Linked DNA regions of Homo sapiens: region 2 is linked to region 1. A link is a loop called in an ENCODE intact Hi-C map of the cell type or tissue named here. Cell type or tissue: B cell. All regions are shown on one strand. Each heading gives the region's core, and the rest is flanking DNA. Links, peaks and the distances in the headings are about the cores only. Region 1 has its middle 8.9 kb from the start of RAB12. Region 2 overlaps NDUFV2 (NADH:ubiquinone oxidoreductase core subunit V2).

Region 1 (8,950 bases), core at 501-8,500:
CCGCCTCTCAAAGTGTTGGGATTACAGGCATGAGCCATTGCGTCCAGCCCATATAACTTACTATAAGGAGTTAAGATCTTTTTTATGCCTTGCTGAATTGTCATACTCCATTCTGTTTGGATCAGCTTCTAATTTTTCTTTCTTTTTTTCTTTTTTTGGGATGGAGTTTCCCTCTGTCGCCCAGGCTGAAGTGCAGTGGCACGATCTCGGCTCCCTGCAACCTCTGCCTCTCGGGTTCAAGCGATTCTCCCACCTCAGCCTCCTGAGTAGCTGGGATTACAGGGATGTGCCACCACGCCCAGGTAATTTTTGTATTTTTAGCAGAGACGGGGTTTCACCATGTTGGCCAGGCTGGTCTCAAGCTCCTGACCTCAAGTCATCTGTCCACCTCGGCCTCCCAAAGTGCTGAGATTACAGGCAGGAACCACTGTGCCCGGCCTCTAACTTTTCATCCTTTGAGCTTTCAGTGTCATGAAATAGCTCTGAGAGTTTCTTTAATGTTAGGTTTTTTGCCCGTGTCACTTCCTCAGGGCCACCTTTGTCCTTTTGATCACAGCCACTTTCCTCCTTGTGACAGCGACGAGCTGGCCGTTACAGAATTCCTGATCGCACATCTACAGCCTCCCGAGTGGCAGCAAAATCACATTTCCCACAGTCAGCTATTTCCTTTATTACTCCACTTAACAGTAGATTCAGGTTTCACTTCCAGCATTATCACTTTTTGTTTCTTTTTTTATTGTTATGAAAATAATTTTGAACTCACAGACTCCCTGAAAGGATCTTAGGGACTGTGGGTCATCCTAGACCACACATGGAGACCTGCTGCTCTAGGGATTACAGTCTGCATCCTGAACTCTTGAGTCTTTCCGAGTTTATATCGCAGCACTGCGGGTAACATGCAGGACGCTTGTAACTGTATGAGTCTACCCTCTCATCCTTCATGCTGTAGCTTTCGTATATGTTACATCTACATATGTTACCAACCCCACAATACAACCGTTTTTGCCTTAAACAGTTTGATGTATTTTAAAGACATTAAAAAGAAAAATACATTTTGTATTTACCTACAAATTTACCATTCTCTTTATTCCAGCCCGTAGCTCTGTTCTTCCATCTGGTTTCATTTCCCTTTTCTCTGAAGAACTTTTTTTTAGCACTTCTTATAGTGTAGGTCTGCTGATAACGAAATCTGTTTTCTTTTATCTGAAAATAGCTTTACTTCATTTTCATTCTGGAAGAATGCTTTCACTGGAAAAGCATTTCTATTTATTTGTTTGTTTGTTTATTTATTTATTTATTTATTTATTTTCAGAACAGGGTCTTGCTCTGTCACCCAGGCTGGAGTGCAGTGCGTGATCTTGGCTCACTGCAATCTCCACCTCCCAGGCTCAAGTGATCTTGCCACCTCAGTCTCCCAAGTAGCTGGGATTACAGGCACACACCACCACGCCTGGTTAATTTTTGTATTTTTTGTAGAGATGGGGTCTCACTGTGTTGCTCAGGGTGGACTCAAACTCCTGAGCTCAAGCAATCTGCCCACCTCAGCCTTCGAAAGTGCTGGGATTACAGGCGTGAGCCATCGTGCCCAGCCAGGAAAAGCATTTCTGAGTTGACTTTTTCTTTCAGCGTTTTAAAGATGTTATACTGTCTTCTGGCCTATATTGTTTTTCATGAGAAAACAGTGACACTGAAAATGTTGTTCTGTGTATGCAGTGTGTTCTTTTTCTCTGGCTGCTTTCAAAATTTTCTCTTTCTCTTTGCTTTTTAGCAGTTTGACTATGATGTGCCAAGGGATACCATTTTTGTTTTTTTATTTCCAATTCTGCTTTGAGTTTTACTGTGCTTCTTGAATATGAAAATATGTCTTTCACCAAAGTTGGGAAATGTTCAGCCATTAGTTCTTCAACTGTTTTTTCTGCCTCATTCTCTCTTTCCTCTCCTTCTGCCCTGGAGCTTCCTTTAAAGAACTTTCTCCTCCCTTCAGCAAAACTCCAAAAAAGTCTTCTAGGATGGGCTAGCCTGGGTTCTCCAGTTTCTGTCCTTCTTAGGAATGGAGTACAATCCTGTCCACCATGGGCTAGTAGTGCACAGACCCCAGGGCACAGCCCCCCACCAGCATCTCCATCCATGGCTGCCATATGGCACATTTTGTTTCTTTGCTGCTGCACTTTGATCTTTGTTGGCCAGTTTCTTCTTTTGATTGCCTATTTTTGTGAAATGTCACATGGGCTTACCACTGAAAGACAAGGAGGCATCACTGCTTCATGCTTTGCTGTCTGTGTATGAACTGACTGACTTACACAGAAATCAGTTACCAAGAGATTTTGATACAAGTGGTGTTGTAGTAAAGAATCTAACTCCATTTTTTTTTTGAGATGGAGTCTCCCACGGTCTCCCAGGCTGGAGTGTGGTGGCGTGATCTCCACTCACTACAACCTCCACCTCCTGGGTTCAAGCGATTCTCCTGCCTCAGCCTCCCGAGTAGCCAGAATTACAGGTGACCACCACCACACTCAGATAATTTTTTGTATTTTTAGTAGAGACAGGGTTTCACTATGTTAGCCAGGCTGGTCTTGAGCTCTTGACCTTGTGATCTGCCTGCTTTGGCCTCCCAAAGTGCTGGGATTACAGACATGAGCCACCGTGCCCGGCCTAACTCCATTTTTTGATGTCTGACTGCTGAAGTCTCACCTCGCCCTCTTCAGCTTCTGCCCCACATCTGGGCAAGCTGATAAGAAAGCCTGTGTGCTCCCTCCTTTGGTGACAGATTCAAACCATGCAAGTCCCTGCTTATGTGTAGAGCCCTCATCCTAGTCCACTCCCCAGAGCACAATCAATACCCCCAGCCAGTTTCCCTTCCTCTGTTCAAGCCATTTTCAAACCAGCTTGGGAGGGCCGCCCTATTCTTCCCAGAAATAACAAACCAATGTAAAGAACACATACACCTTCTTGGTGTGTGTGTGTGGTGTCATCAGTCTTGACATCCAAACCAAAAATTTTGATGGGAGTTCATTCTATTCTTCAAAGTGTCCACAACAGACATCATGGATCACTGATTATGATGTAAGTGTTGTTTATTTATGTAGTGATCTGTGAACTAAAGAGCTAGCTGTGAATTTTGTACTTCCTGCAATTACTCATAGTTAATATACCGTGGTAACTGAAATCTGAAATGCTGGGGAACTGGTGTTATTTAACTAAGCTGTGGTAACTGAAATTTCTACCATGCAAAGAGGACTGTCCATATTTAAAGCATTCATTGCAATGAGGGTGGGAGTGAGATTGCACTAGACTGAGTAACACACGCAAAGTGAAGACCAGAGATACAGAGAAGCAAGCAGGTCTTAATCTGGTTCCAGCCGAGATGCATTTTAGCCATTTTCATCACACATTCCCATAGAGACATACCACATTATGTGCCATTCCTATTGCTCTGATTATACCTTACTCCCTTTGCTCTTCCTCAAGAAAGCACATCAGAATGCCAGTGAGCAACTACGGCAATCACTGTTGGTTATCCATGCAACAACCACTTCCTCATTCTTTTCAATGCTAACGGAACCATGACTTTTGTTCAGATACCCACACTGCTCTGTGAAATAAAGTGTTTCGGCCAGAGCTTGCTCAAGCATCAGAACTGGAAGTTGAATGTTGATTCTCTAAGTCAATCATTCTGATTCTATTCTCCAGAGTGTGGCTTAGGAAATGGCATATGACCACACTCTGGTCAGTGAGACATGAAGGGAATTTTTAGGAGACTAGAGACTTCTAATAAAATGTTGTTAGCTCTTTAAAAATGACCATTTTGTAAGGCCAAGACAGGAGGCTCACTTGAGCACAAGCGCTTGAGACCAACCTGGGCAACATAGTGAGACTCGGTCTCTACAAAAAATAAAAAAAAAAAATTGGCTGAGTGTGATCCTACACCTGTACTCCCAGCTACATACACCTGTACTCCCAGCTCTGGAGACTGAAGCAGGAGAATCACCCGAGCCTGGGAGCTTGAGGCCACAGTGAGCCATGTTTACACTACTGCACTACAGCCTGGATAACAGGTAAGACCCCATCTCAAAGTAATAATAATAATAATTTTAAAACTACCATGCTGGGCACAGGGACTCGCGTCTCTAATCCCAGCACTTTGGGAGGCCGAGGCAGGAGGATTCCTTGAGCCCAAGAGTTTGAGACCAGCCTGGGCAACATAGTGAGACCTTGTCTCTACAAATAATTAAAAAATTAGCCAGGCATGGTGGCATGCATCTGTGGTCCCAGCTACTTGGGAGACTGAGGTGGAAGGATCACTTGAGCCCAGGTGGATGAGGCTGCAGTGAGCTGTGATTGTACCAGTGCACTCCAGCCTGGACAATAGAGTGAGACCCTGTTTCAAAAAAACCAAAAAACAAAAACAAAGAAAAATGACCGAAGGGAGAAAGAGTCACCACTCCCCACCTTTTTTTTTTTTTTTTTTTTTTTGCCTCAGAATCTTTGTGTGGAAGGGTATAACCATTACAGTTGCTGTTGCCATTTGCAGTCTTGAGGAGAGCTAGTTGATAGATTGTAGACAGCAGAGTAAAAAGATAAAAAGCCCTCAAATTTTGTTGTAGTTGTGAAGTCACTGAATTAATCAACCATGAAGACTCCCATCTAGGGACATTCTTACCATGCAAGATAATAAATTCTCTTCCTAGATAAGCATTTGAGTTAGGCTTTTTCATTATTTGGAGCTAAAAGTGTTCTAACAAATACATGAATGCATCCTTACAAGTATAATGACATTATAGAAGTAAGCTTGAATCACCCCAATCTATTAAAAAGAAGATAATTGACAAATGTTGTTACTTTAGTGATCAGTAACAAATCACTTGTGCCGTGCCTTATGTCTGATCAAGTGTTTGAAGGTACTGTAGTTGAGAACTGTACTACATACTAGTTATGGGGAAAGGCAACAGATAGGAACAGCTAGAGAATGTTGAGTTCAATATATCTCCCAATATTGGAAGTCAAAGTAAATCTAGTGAATATGGCAACTGATATCAAAATCATCATCTATAAACTTAGAGTGGATCAAGGTTTATGGGGCTTGAAGCCTTTACAATTTGGGGGTTCCTCTTCAAGGAAAGGAGTTTCAAAATACAAATGCAAAACTGCCAAGAACTGTGAAGGATCTGAGATTTTGCTGTACTCACAAGCTAAATAGCCTCTCAAAGTTTCATAGATGCTGGTGGAAGACATGAGACCCCTGGGTCAGAGATAGAGACATAGGGAAGCAAGCAGCTCTCAATCTGTTTTTACCAGGATGCAGTCTATTACTTTAGCTCGTTACCTTATTACGGTACAGCAAACCACACGAGCTTCATATTTGCCTCAGTTCCTTTTGTCCCCAAGTCCCATGCAGTGACACAGGGCTGCACCCAGGTGAATGTTGCACACACAGTAGGTTTGTATCACAGCAGAGGAACCTCAAGCTTAGGAAACCCCAGTTTTTAAAGGGACTGCAGCTAACTTGCCCAAACTGCCCAAGAGGGAGACATTATTATACTGCTCAGCAGGCAACTCCTCCCTCCATCCTGGACGGAGACACAGTCTCTATCTTCCAAAGTTGTTTACTATGCAAACATTCCTAAAAAGATACTCTGGAACAAAAGCGGTCAGTGCCCTGCTCACAAGATATGCAGAAACATGAGAGATCCATGGAGGATTGTCTCCCAACAAAAATTAGGTATACAGCAAATATTTATTTCAAATGATAAAATAAATAACAATTTGTACATTTAGAAGAGCTGATAAAAGCTCTAAACATATATATATATATACATATATATATATTTTTTTGAGACGGAGTCTCACTCTGTTGCCCAGGCTGGAGTGCAATGGCGCGATCTCGGCTCACTGCAAGCTCTGCCTCCCAGGTTCACGCCATTCTCCTGCCTCAGCCTCCCAAGTAGCTGGGACTACAGGCACCTGCCACCACGCCTGACTAATTTTTGTATTTTTAGTAGAGACGAGGTTTCACCATGTTAGCCAGGATGGTCTCGATCTCCTGACCTCATGATCTGCCCACCTCAGCCTCCCAAAGTGTTGGGATTACAGGTGTGAGCCACCGTAAACATAATTTTTAAACTTGGTAGTTGTATTAATTGCCTGGATCATTTCTATAATTTATTTTTTTTTTTTGAGATGGAGTTTCGCTCTTGTTGCCTAGGCTGGAGTGCAACGGTGTGATCTCAACTAATTGCAACCTCCGCCTCTTGGGTTCAAGCAATTCTCTTGCCTCAGCCTCCTGAGTAGCTGGGATTATAGGCATCAGCCACCATCCTCATTTATTTTTGTATTTTTAGCAGAGATGGGGTTTTGCCATGTTGGCCAGACTGATCCGAACTCCTGACCTCAGGTGATCCACCCGCCTCAACCTCCCAAAGTGCTGTGATTACAGGTGCCTGCCACCATACCTGGCTAATTTTTGTATTTTTAGTAGAGATGGGGTTTCATCATGTTGGCCAGGCTGGTCTCAAACTCCTGACCTCAGGTGGTCTGCCTGCCTTGGCCTCACAAAGTGCTAGGATCACAGGTGTGAGCCATTGTGCCCAGCCCATTTCTACAATTTTTTTACTGCATTTATTGGCTGTATACATTTAATCATATGACAATGATTTTGTAATATAATCTTTTATAGAGATAACTGAAATGCAGCCTTTGTTTTAGAATTGACTGGGTTTTGTGTGTGTGATTGAGTGTTGAAATGTGTAAATTATGTGACTTCCTATTCAGACATACTCCCTGTTTATTACCTCTGCCTTAGGCTTTTGTCTAGAAATATGGGAATTATGTTGGATTTTTTTCACATCATTTTCATCCCAAAAGAAAACAAAATGTGCCATTGCCTGTGTTTTATCATGAAAAGCATCCCTTACAAGGAAGAACCCCACTTTGCTTAGACATTGATGAAGACTGGTTCTCCACTTGAACTTTTATTTTCCTGTCTGGTGATTGGAAGAATTTTTTACAGATGAGTTTCCAGGTCCATATGCTGCTTCCCCATTGCCTGCACACCTGTAGGACATGTTCCAATCGCAGTGCAGCTTCTGACCATGACCCTTTGTGTCACAGCCTTGGATTAGTTGTTACCGTGAACAGAAAGCTCATTCTTACCTGGAATTGTTAGCAGTAATTTGGCTATCCATAGAAGTGACTGTGAACCACATAAATAGATCCCGTTAAGCCTGAACCAAAAGTACCCGCAGTTTAATTTCCGCCTAGGTCTGGCCACTCAAATACCGCCTGACACAAGGGGAAGTGTGATGGACAGAGAAGGCACGAGACGAGACAGTGGCCTGAACAAATCACAGTCAAGGTACTTTCCTGCAATTCCTTCCTTCCTTCCTTCCTTCCTTTTCTTTCTCTTTCTTTCTTTCTTTTTCTTTCTTTCTTTCTTTCTTTCTTTCTTTCTTTCTTTCTTTCTTTCTTTCTTTCTTTCTTTTCTTTCTTTCTTTCTCTTTCTTTCTTTCTCTCTCTCTCTTTTCTTTTCTCTCTCTCTCTTTTCTTTTCTCTCTCTCTCTCTTTCTTTTTCTTTCTTGCTCTTTCTTTTTTTTGACAGAGTCTTGCTCTGTCACCCAGGCTGGAGTGCAGTGGTGCAATCTCGGCTCACTGCAACCTCAGCCTCCCGGGTTCAAGCAATTATCCTGCCTCAGCCTCCTGAGTAGCTGGGATTAGAGGTGCCTGCCCGCTAATTTTTTTGTATTTTTAGTAGAGACGGGGTTTCACCACGTTGGCCAAGCTGGTCTCGAACTCCCGTTCTCAAGTGATCCACCTGCCTTGGCCTCCGAAAGTACTGGGATTACAGGCGTGAGCCACCACACTTGGCCCAAATGTTACAAAAACACTTGACCACAGGGACACAGTGCTAGGACCTTTCCCAGGCCTTGGAGGGGCTTCTGCAAATGAAGGGCTCTGACACTTATGCTTCATGGCTTGTGATAAATCTGCATAGAGCCAAACTCAGTTGTATATTATTCCAAATCAAAGTAACCTTTTTCTCCTCATGACAATTAAGGTGAATAAATATTTCAAATATGAGCGTATAAAACGTATTTATACTTAAGAAAAATGTGTTTTGTATTTGGGGAATCTATATAAGAATTCACGTTTGTTGGAAACTTGATGGGCAGGTAAAAAAGAAAAGAGTCCGGGCACTGTGGCTCACGCCTGTAATCCCAGCACTTTGGGAGGCCAAGATGGGCAGATCACCTGAGGTCGGGAGTTTGAGACCAGCCTGACCAACATGGTGAAACCCAAAATATAAAATTAGCCAGGCGTGGTAGTGCATACCTGTAATCCCAGCTACTCGGGAGGCTGAGGCAGGAGAATCGCTTGAACCCGGGAGGTGAAGGTTGCGGTAGCTGAGATTGCACCATTGCACTCCAGCCTGGGAACAAGAGCAAAACGCCATCTCAAAAAAAAAAAAAAAAAGAAAGAAAAAAATAAAGAAGAAGAATTTATGTTTGGGAGGCCGAGGTGGGAGGATCATTTGGGCCCAGGAGTTTGAGATCAGCCTGGGCAAAATGGGAAAACCCCATCTCTACTAAAAATAGAAAAATTAGCTGGGCATGGTGGCATGCCCGTGTAGTCCCAGCTACTTAGGAGGCTGAGGTGGGAAACCCACCTGAGCCTGGGTGGTCGAGGTTGTAGTGAGCTGAGACCACACCACTGCACTCCAGCCTAGGTGACTGAGTGAGATCCTGTCTCAAAAAAAAAATGTGGACGAGAAAAAGAGTTTGAAACCTACTGAGGGAAGAACTGAGAGAGCAAAACCCTGGAAGAGATGGGAGGGCTCTGAGCAAATAGACAGCTGCCCCTTTTCTCAGAGGAAAGAGGGTGGTGGGTGGTGGTCAGTAAGTTTGCAAGGAAGGAAGGGGGCAAGGTGTGTCCCTTGGTCCCTTGAGTAACCTTGAGT
Region 2 (8,950 bases), core at 354-8,353, 520 kb before region 1:
TCAAGACATTAATAGAAAACAATTGTTTTGACATTCTGGTGTTCAGGACTAAGGGGATCACTAACTCAGCATCTTTTCTTAGGGCAAGTCTGTTAGGGAAAACGAGGATTTCTAGCTGTTTGCCAGGGCTGGTCCTTGTCTATCGTGATTTATAATTCTGTCTACAACTTTCTAGGTGACCTATTATCATTAAGACTTACTATCTGGCATTCTTAAAAATTATAGATATATCCATATTCTAATATAAAAGAAGAGCGGGCATTTCAGACAAGTATGTTAACTTTCTCATATTAGGAATTCTAAAGGAAATATATTCTCAAAAGACATCTAATCATGGCTCACTTGTGACAGATAAAGTAATTGTGCTATTTCATTCGGCAGTTCTGAATCAAGGACGTATCCCTGAATCTGGGGAGCTCTCTATCAAAATATACATGCTGGAACCCTACCAAAGGAATAATAAATCTGGAATGAGGCTCTGACTGTCTAATTAGGAAAAGACTCCTTCCTGGAATTCTGCACATCTCCCTACACCTTAGTGACGGTTAAATAAATAATTATTAAGCTTCTGGATATTTTTTGTTGTAAGGTTAGGTGTTTCATGGGTTGGGGGGAGGGGCAGTAACATTAAAATAAAAGTCCCAAATGTAAAGTGCAAAGAATCTTGAGTCTATTCCCTATACCCTACACTTCCTGCCTTTCCCCCACACAAATCCAACCCTAAATATAATAGGACAATATATAAATACATATTTTTTAAGAGATAGGGTCTCACCATCTTGCCCAGGCTGGTCTTAAGCTCAAGCAATCCTCCCACATCAACATCCTGAGTACCTGGGTCTACAGGCATGCACCACCATGCCTGTCTTATTTTTTAAATGTTTTCACTTTCAGTTTCTTATTTATTTTTATTTTGCTCTGCTAACGTGCCACTCAGCAAGATTTCCAACAGGCTTACCATTACTAAAAATATGATTTTTTCAAAATAATAACATTATAATTAGAAACATATACCTAAATCATTATAAAGTTGGCTATTTTAATTTAAAAAAATGTTAAGTAACTTCCCAAGAAATACATAATTTATCGAAGAAATAACCACCTATGTTTACTCAGGATAGTAACTCACTAAACTTGCTTTATAATATTTTTCATAGGGAAAAACCAGTGTTATAGTACTATACAATGCAAATAAAATAAAATATCAATAAACTAAATCTAAAATTTGCATTTAGGATTCTATTAGATAAATTGAGGACATTCCTATTCTCTCAGAAAGATGATTGTCTAGCCTAAGAGTTATAACCAAATTAAGTTTAGAAAGTGGTAAGAATGAAGTACAACAAAATCTCTGTTATAGTCAGTCAAGTAGAAAATGCACTGATTTAGAAATGAATTCAGTCCTAGCACTACCGCTCAGAAATCATAACTTAATAATTAGAAGAGGTCTACCTGGTTCAAAACTTTCATTGCCAATGAGGAAGTTCAGAGAAAAATCAGGTGTCTTAGTTCTAAGTCAAAAATATTTTCCATTATATAACACAGCTTAATGGTTATGTGATTCTCATCAGAATCAAATAGTATGTGGTTTGTGTATGGCACTTTATAAATGATATGCTGTAATACATCACCACACAAATGTAGTTATTTGTATTAACAGGATACGAATAAACTTGAAATTTGTATTACTGCTCAAAACTATTAGGAAAAATGAATATTATATGAATAGAGTAACTTTGAATAAAATGGGTCATCCATAGCATTTCTATAGGTCGTTGATTCCAAAGTAGCATAATCAAATTGTATAAATATCACCTATTATACAGATTTTTCTTACAGCCTACAGCCAAAGATGTAAAATATTAAAAATTTTCATACTAGTGAGCAGATCTTCTTTTCTGTAATTCTAGTGTTTAAATATTACATTAATTTTCAGAATATCTTGACACTAAGTTATACACATTTGGAATCTTTTATCTTTGACCATTTCCTTCAAAAGGAAAAAAAAAAACACATACCCTCTTTCACCATAATGCCTTCCTTATTTCCTGCAAGGTTAGAAATCACCTCTATGCATTAAGGGAATGAACAAAAACACAAAGACAATTCAAGGAAACATACAAATGGCTAAAGGGCTCCAAAATCCTAGATTCTGACACTGGAGATGATCAGAGTAATTTCTATAAAAGGAAATTATCATACACAATCTCTTCTCTTTTAGAACTAAGGCAAAAATGAATCCAGTACCTTGTTCATAGCAGAGATGGGCAACCACCCATTCTGCCTTTGGGCTAAATCCAGGACTGGAAGAACAGCTGCTGCTTTATGGCCTTCTGGATAGTTTTTTACAATTGCCTCTATCCTCTGTATAAAAGAAAGAACATCATTTTATACATCTAGAAAATATTACCTATTTGGTAAATTAATTATAATGTTAATTTAGCCATACCTTATAGTTTTCTGGTGTGAAATCAAATGGAGTATCAGGGTTATTCTCAGGAGTATCTCTGTGCTACACAACAAAAACAGTTTTTCAGACTTATCCAAATTCTCTCAAGTGTGAATGACACTGTACATTACTATACTATTACTTATTGTTTAATCTCTCCATTTTAATTCCAACATGATATATACCACCCTATCCTTCCATCAAAAAGAATGTCTAAACACACATTTGATAAGTATGATTACCAAAGTAAAGTTAGCAGAATTTAAAAATTTACAAAGGACCATTTAAAGAATAAGAGAAGTACCTTTAGGACCAAAAAAACCCAAACAACAAAAAGTGTTATCCAGCTTCATTAGAGAGTAAGATCTTCTGATAGAATTACCAAAACATTACCAATTATTGGAAGCCTTTATGAAATTAAAACACAAAATTTTAAATGTGAACATATGTGTATTTTCCCAAAAGCAAGGTTATCAGATTGTCAAAGGGATCTGGGATCCAAAAGGGTTAAGACCCATTACTTTAGGAGGGTACAAAAGGACCATCTTAAAAAAAAAAAAAAAAAAAAAAAAACAGCACCATCTCTTTCCCACGTTTTCCATAATAGCCAACAGCAAGAAGCTTTATCTCTTCTTAAAAGAGCAGAAGCAGGCCCTCTTCAAAAACTGACAAGAAATGGCATGTCAACAGGAAATCAAATGAGTCACACTGAGATTAACACTTACGATCAATTAATGTTATGTATGTGTGGTGAATACAGAAATGAATCTCTTGATATGTTAACTCTCGGAGTTCTGCTTTTTAAAGGACATAAGCCAAAAGAGGAAAGAAAACAGACACTCTGGACAATGATCTCAAATATGTGGCCAATTTGATGCTTGATATATAGCAGGAAGCTACTTCTTACACCACTAACTCTAAATCATCACACAAGTCCACTATATTGCCTTTATACTAGATTAATCCCTGAAAACAGCACCTTGTCAGAAAAGGGAGATATAATATCTTATCCTTTCCAAATTGTGCAACTAATCTGGGGAGTTCACAGACTTCTATTTATAGTTAAAACTCCGGAAACTAAAAATATAAAGACCAGCTGCTAATCTAGTTACTACATTACTAAAATCCATGAGTTTCAAACTAGTGTCATTTTGGGATTCAACAAGTTACAATCTCCAAACTCTCAGTAAGCCAACATGACTGAGAACCCAAAGTGTGATGAGAATCAGGTTAGGGCTCACACAGTAATTTCACTGGAAATAAATTCTTATTCCCAGAGTTTTCCTGATACTAATTTAAACTCATGAGGTTCAACTGGAACCAACATCTTTTGAAATGTAGTAAATTCAATTAGCTGTATGTAAATTCTCACGATGACCATCATATATCAAAGACAATGGTATTTAAGATATTTTGGATTTTTACAATGGATTTACCCCAATTTCCAAGTCTTTTCTTTCCAAAGAAATCTAAGTAATTACTTACCACAAATAAAGCTCCTCCAGCTCCATTTTGCATAACTGTCTTATGCAAATTCCTTACATGTCTTCCCTAAAATTTAAAATTTTAAGAAAGTTTAGTAAATCATAGCCTTAAAAAATTTTTCATAAAGAAATACTTTAGGATTCATAATTTACAACAATGGAATCAACTTATAAAAGATCTTAAGAAATATGGTATTCTACCCTATCCATCTCTATTTCAGGAGAGTTATTTTACAAATGGAGATTCAAAGCCAAGATTCACCCACCTAACATCACACACACGAGTCAATAGGAGAACCAGGACAACCCAGATCTGCTGACTTGTGTACCTTCCTGCCACGCTCTGCTGGCATGCATTTGGAGAATTAATGTACTATTAACTTCTTGACTTTCACTTTTGTCTGAATCAACTTGGATGCCAGCTTTCACTTAGTGTGAACCTTCATAAACATGTTTTCATTCTGTACAAATGAGTCATATACTCTGTACAAATGAGTCAACTGTATCCTCCTTCCTTTTCAATCCTTTACTAAATTAGTTCTGAAACTCCAGCCGTAAAAAGTAGTTTCTGGCCGGGTGTGGTGGTTCATGCCTGTAATCCCAGCACTTTGGGAGGCTAAGGCAAGGAGATCACGAGGTCAAGAGATCGAGACCATCCTGGCCAACATGGTAAAACCCCATCTCTACTAAGAACACAAAAATTAGCTGGGCGTGGTGGCGCACGCTGGTAGTCCCAGCTACTCGGGAGGCTTAGGCAGGAGAATCGCCTGAACCTGGGAGGCAGAGGTTGCAGTGAGCCGAGATCGCGCCACCGCACTCCAGCCTGAGCAGCAGAGCAAGGCTCCGTCTCAAAAAAAAAAAAAAAAGTAGTTTCAGAAAGCTATTTATGATGCTATGCGGACTGACAATGTTCAGTTGCTTTGGAAGGAATCTGATTATTCTCTCAGCTGCATTTCATTTCTCTTTGCCCTCTTGCTCCTACCCTCCACTCCTACCCTGTCCCCCGCCCCCAAGTATTTCAACTACTGTTCTGGATTCCTCCAATTTCTGAGTTCTACTAACCACAGACGGCAGAACACTGGCTGGGTTAAACCAAGCATGGAACTAGCAAAGAGTTGGACAATTCAAAGGCAAACATAGAAGAAAGTAAACGGAGTAATATAACACAATAGTATATTTAACTTTACCCTAGGTCCAAATGATATTTCAGTTGAAGAAATATTAATAAATAAGTTTACATGGAACATCTGCTTTAATTAACAAGAAAAGACTAAGGTACAGGATGTGAGACACACGTACAAAAGATGGGAGTGATAAATATCAATTTCAGGATAATTGGAAGGCAGGGAGGGATACAGTCAGAGGTGCACAAGGGGGCTTTGATTGTGTTGGTTTTGTTTTGAAAAATTAACTGAAACTAAAATTTAGAAGACAGTCACTGTCATCTTAGCTCAGAAAATTTTTTTAATCGAGTAACAATTTTTGAGTAACATCAGTGAGTTACTTAACTAAATTCTGAGAGAAAAGACTGTATACTTATAATAAAAGGATTAATTTTAAGAGTAGGGAAAGTATTCAGTCTTCTCCTAATTTCTGAACACTAACATTTTCTGTTTATTGGCTTTTTATCCACTCCTTGCAGGCTGTCCTCAGGGCTCAGTTCACACTCCTATCTTCTTTTCTCTATAAAGCCTTTGCCTCTGAGAACTCATCCATTAACTTGACAGTGATGAGTCTTAAATCTTACACACATTTGATGACAAGAGGCTAATAGCCTGAAGAGATCATAAATGCACTTAAAAAATGAGTAAAGATCATGAACAAAAGTTTCACAGAATTCAAACTGCTTACTAGTAACTAAAAACATACAACTTAAAATAACATTACTAGTTATCAAACTACCAAGTATCTTTTTTCTTTTAAGATAGCATTCCATTCTGTTGAGCATATAGAGAAACAAGCACACTTAAAAATTCATATAGCCTTTTAGAAAGCAAATTACCATGATATATGGAAAGCCTAAATAAGTGTCTTTTTTTTTTTTTGGAGACGGAGTTTCGCTCTTGTTGCCCAGGCTGGAGTTCAATGGCATGATCTCGGCTCACCACAACCTCTGCCTCCCGGGTTCAAGCGATTCTCCTACCTCAGCCTCCCAAGTAGCTGAGATTACAGGCATGTGCCACTACGTCTGGATAATTTTTTGTATTTTTAGTAGAGACGGGGTTTCTCCATGTTGGTCAGGCTGGTCTTGAACTCTCGATGTCAAGTGATCTGCCCGCCTCAGCTCCCCAAAGTGGTGGAATTACAGGCGTAAGCCACTGCGCCTGGCCCCAAGTGTCCATTTTTTAATTTAGTAATTCTAACCTAGGTATTTTTCCTGCAGTACAAAATGAGGATAAAGCTTTACATGAAAACATGTTGTTCCTATTATGTTTATTGCAGCAAAAACACAACCTAAAAACCCAATCTGAGCAGGTTTTAACTAAATACTAATAATTCTGACACTAGAACGTTATGTAGCTAACAAAAATATGTCGTAAAAATAATCATGTAGAAACTGGAATCAGGGTTAAACAAAACAAAAAAAACAAAAATGCATAAATTATCATCCCAATTACATTAAATACAGACACTGATTAAAAGACTAGAAGGCCATAAATAATTAAAAGTGCTTATCTCTTATTACGATGTTAATGAAATAAGGGACTCTTATTTTACATTTTTTATATTTTTCTCTATTTTCCAAATTTCCTATTAGCATGGATTAACTGGCCAAAAAAATCCTACTTAAAATAAAACACTCAGCAGGTATAAGAAAAACTTATCTCTATTGTAAAACCTATTTCTCCTTCTAACCTCCTTGTATATCAAATTAAATACCACCAAATGTCTAAATTAAAATAGCTTCCATTTTGGATTAATATTTGATCCCTTTCTCATTAATCCAGGATCTGTCATGTACTTTTACTTAAAATAAAAATATAGAGATAATCTTGAAAATTATTCTTTAGGCTTATGTTGCTACATATTGGAAAATCTATTCTGAGGCATTCTCTTGCTGACTTGTAAAGCTCTGGATACGCACATGAGTTCACAGACATATTTCTAAAAGTGGTTTGAAGTCCAAATCGTTGAAGACAGACTACTGATTGAGAAGGGTCAGGATAAAGTAGCTAAACTCTAGGAAAAAAACAGACTTTCAGATTTTTTGTAGTTGTTGAGGCCTTGGGTTTAGATTACCATTCTGCCACTTACTAACATCTGACCTAGAACAACTCACTTAATTTTTTTTTAAGCCTCAATTTCTGTACCTATAAAACAGGGTTATCTTCTTATTGGACTATTTTGAGATTTAAGTAAAGTTTCTCTGAAAGTACTATATAACCTGTAAAGCATTATCACCTGCTTAACTGACACAAGGATAAAACATTTAATAACTAAAAAAAAAAAAAAAAAAAAGATCCAAACAACTGCATTTTAAAACTACACCTATTTTTAAAAAATTGTGCTGTTAGTTGACTTTATCAAAGAGTTACTGTCAAACACAACATACTGCCAATATTCTTGCATTTGCACATAATTATTTTTTCTTTATATCCATATGTATAATGCTTATACTTTTTCTAGTAAAATTATAATGTATTTGATGGTTAAAAAACCATCTACTTCTCCACTGAAATTAATTCATAAATTTCTCTTTTAGTTAAAGAAAGTGGGGAAGGAGGAAGAAATAGGCTGGTAGAAAGATTTCCATGGGTCTTAGGTTTGTGCATTTGGTGAGCAGCAGCACTGAACAGCTTTTGTTTAAGACCATCTTTTCTATTATTTTTGTATAAAATACCTTCTCCTGGGGCAAAAGTTGAGTGAGTTTTCTTACAGACAGGGTTTCCCAAGCTCAAGGTCCCTTAGCAGTGATGCACAGCACTCACCTAGGCTGTTCCATGTCACTCCCATTGTAGCAGGACAAGCCACAGACAAAACCCCTCAGACACTGAGAAGGAAGGGCTTTATTCAGCCGGGAGCTTCGGCAAGACTCTTGTCTCCAACAACCGAGCTCCCCAAGTGAGCAATTCCTGTCCCTTTTAGGGGCTCACAACTCTAAGGGGGTCTGTTTGGGAGGGTCGTGATCGATTGAGCAAGCAGGGGGTAGAATGGAACAGAACAGGACAGGGATTTTCACAGTGCTTTTCTATACAATGTCTGTAATCTATAAATAACCAATTAGGTCAGGGGTTGATCTTTACCAGGCCCAGGGTGTGGCACCGGGCTATCTGCTTGTGGATTTCATTTCTGCCTTTTAGTTTTTACTTCTTCTTTTTTTGGAGGCAGAAATTGGGCATAAGACAATATGAGGGGTGGTCTCCTCCCTTACCGTGAGATATGAATGTCAAAGGGAACTGACATGAAGTTCATGCTGCCTACTGACCCAGGATGCTGCCTCCTGCCAGCATCCATGAAACTGAGGCAGGTTAACTTGTTAGCTTACAAATGGGGTAAAATTTCAGATCTGTCAAAGTTCTTAAGAAAGTCAATAAAATCTAGAAATGTGCCAGTTTCCATTTTTTACTGCTTTTTCTATCAAAATATCTCAACAGAGACATCATAAAAGAAACCAGTAACAGCTGCTGTCTCTAAGGAGAGGAATCAAGATCTGGAGTGGGAAGAAAATTTAGTCTTTACTGCCAGGCAGAATATTAAACACTTTCCATGAAATACATCTCTTAATGCTCTCAAGAAGCATTAAATACCTATCAAGTACCTATGTACCTATGAAGTACATACTGTTATTATTCTGTTTTTACAAATGAGGAAACAGGCTCTGGAGCTGAGCTTTTAACTGTTTTGTTGTATTGTCTCTCCATATGTAGAGTATTTATGGAATATTAGATAACAGTGATACATCCCACTTTCAGAGGTGTTAGAATGTGGAAAGTTAGAAGGTGGGATGTATCATGGGTTAACATATATAATATATGCAACATATATTTTTTATCATAATACATATTCTTGTATCCCT

The links. Peaks named below come from ENCODE experiments on the same cell type or tissue, not always from the same donor. Only the 100,000 strongest peaks of a DNase experiment are listed, where the experiment ranks them.
Region 2: it touches region 1 in a loop (5-fold over the local background); 4 of 110 quality-filtered maps call a loop at or near these places.

The regions. Positions count from the first base shown.
Region 1 is chr18:8,596,028-8,604,977 of GRCh38, reverse strand. No RefSeq gene overlaps it. Among named protein-coding and RNA genes, the nearest start is that of RAB12, 8.9 kb to the left of the region's middle. In B cell, for the core only: no CTCF peak of the experiment used is centred there; DNase peaks (open chromatin) are centred at 867, 897 and 3,537; H3K4me3 peaks cover 1,584 bases; H3K27ac peaks cover 2,415 bases.
Region 2 is chr18:9,112,888-9,121,837 of GRCh38, reverse strand. It overlaps NDUFV2 (NADH:ubiquinone oxidoreductase core subunit V2), which reads right to left. Exons shown (of 8, transcript NM_021074.5): 2 at 3,935-4,000; 3 at 2,450-2,512; 4 at 2,248-2,364. NDUFV2-AS1 (NDUFV2 antisense RNA 1) reads left to right here. Exons shown (of 3, transcript NR_110772.1): 3 at 382-573. Among named protein-coding and RNA genes, the nearest start is that of NDUFV2, 15 kb to the right of the region's middle. RefSeq lists an enhancer at 7,941-8,190. In B cell, for the core only: no CTCF peak of the experiment used is centred there; DNase peaks (open chromatin) are centred at 3,227, 4,347, 4,887, 8,167 and 1 weaker place; H3K4me3 peaks cover 5,726 bases; H3K27ac peaks cover 7,845 bases.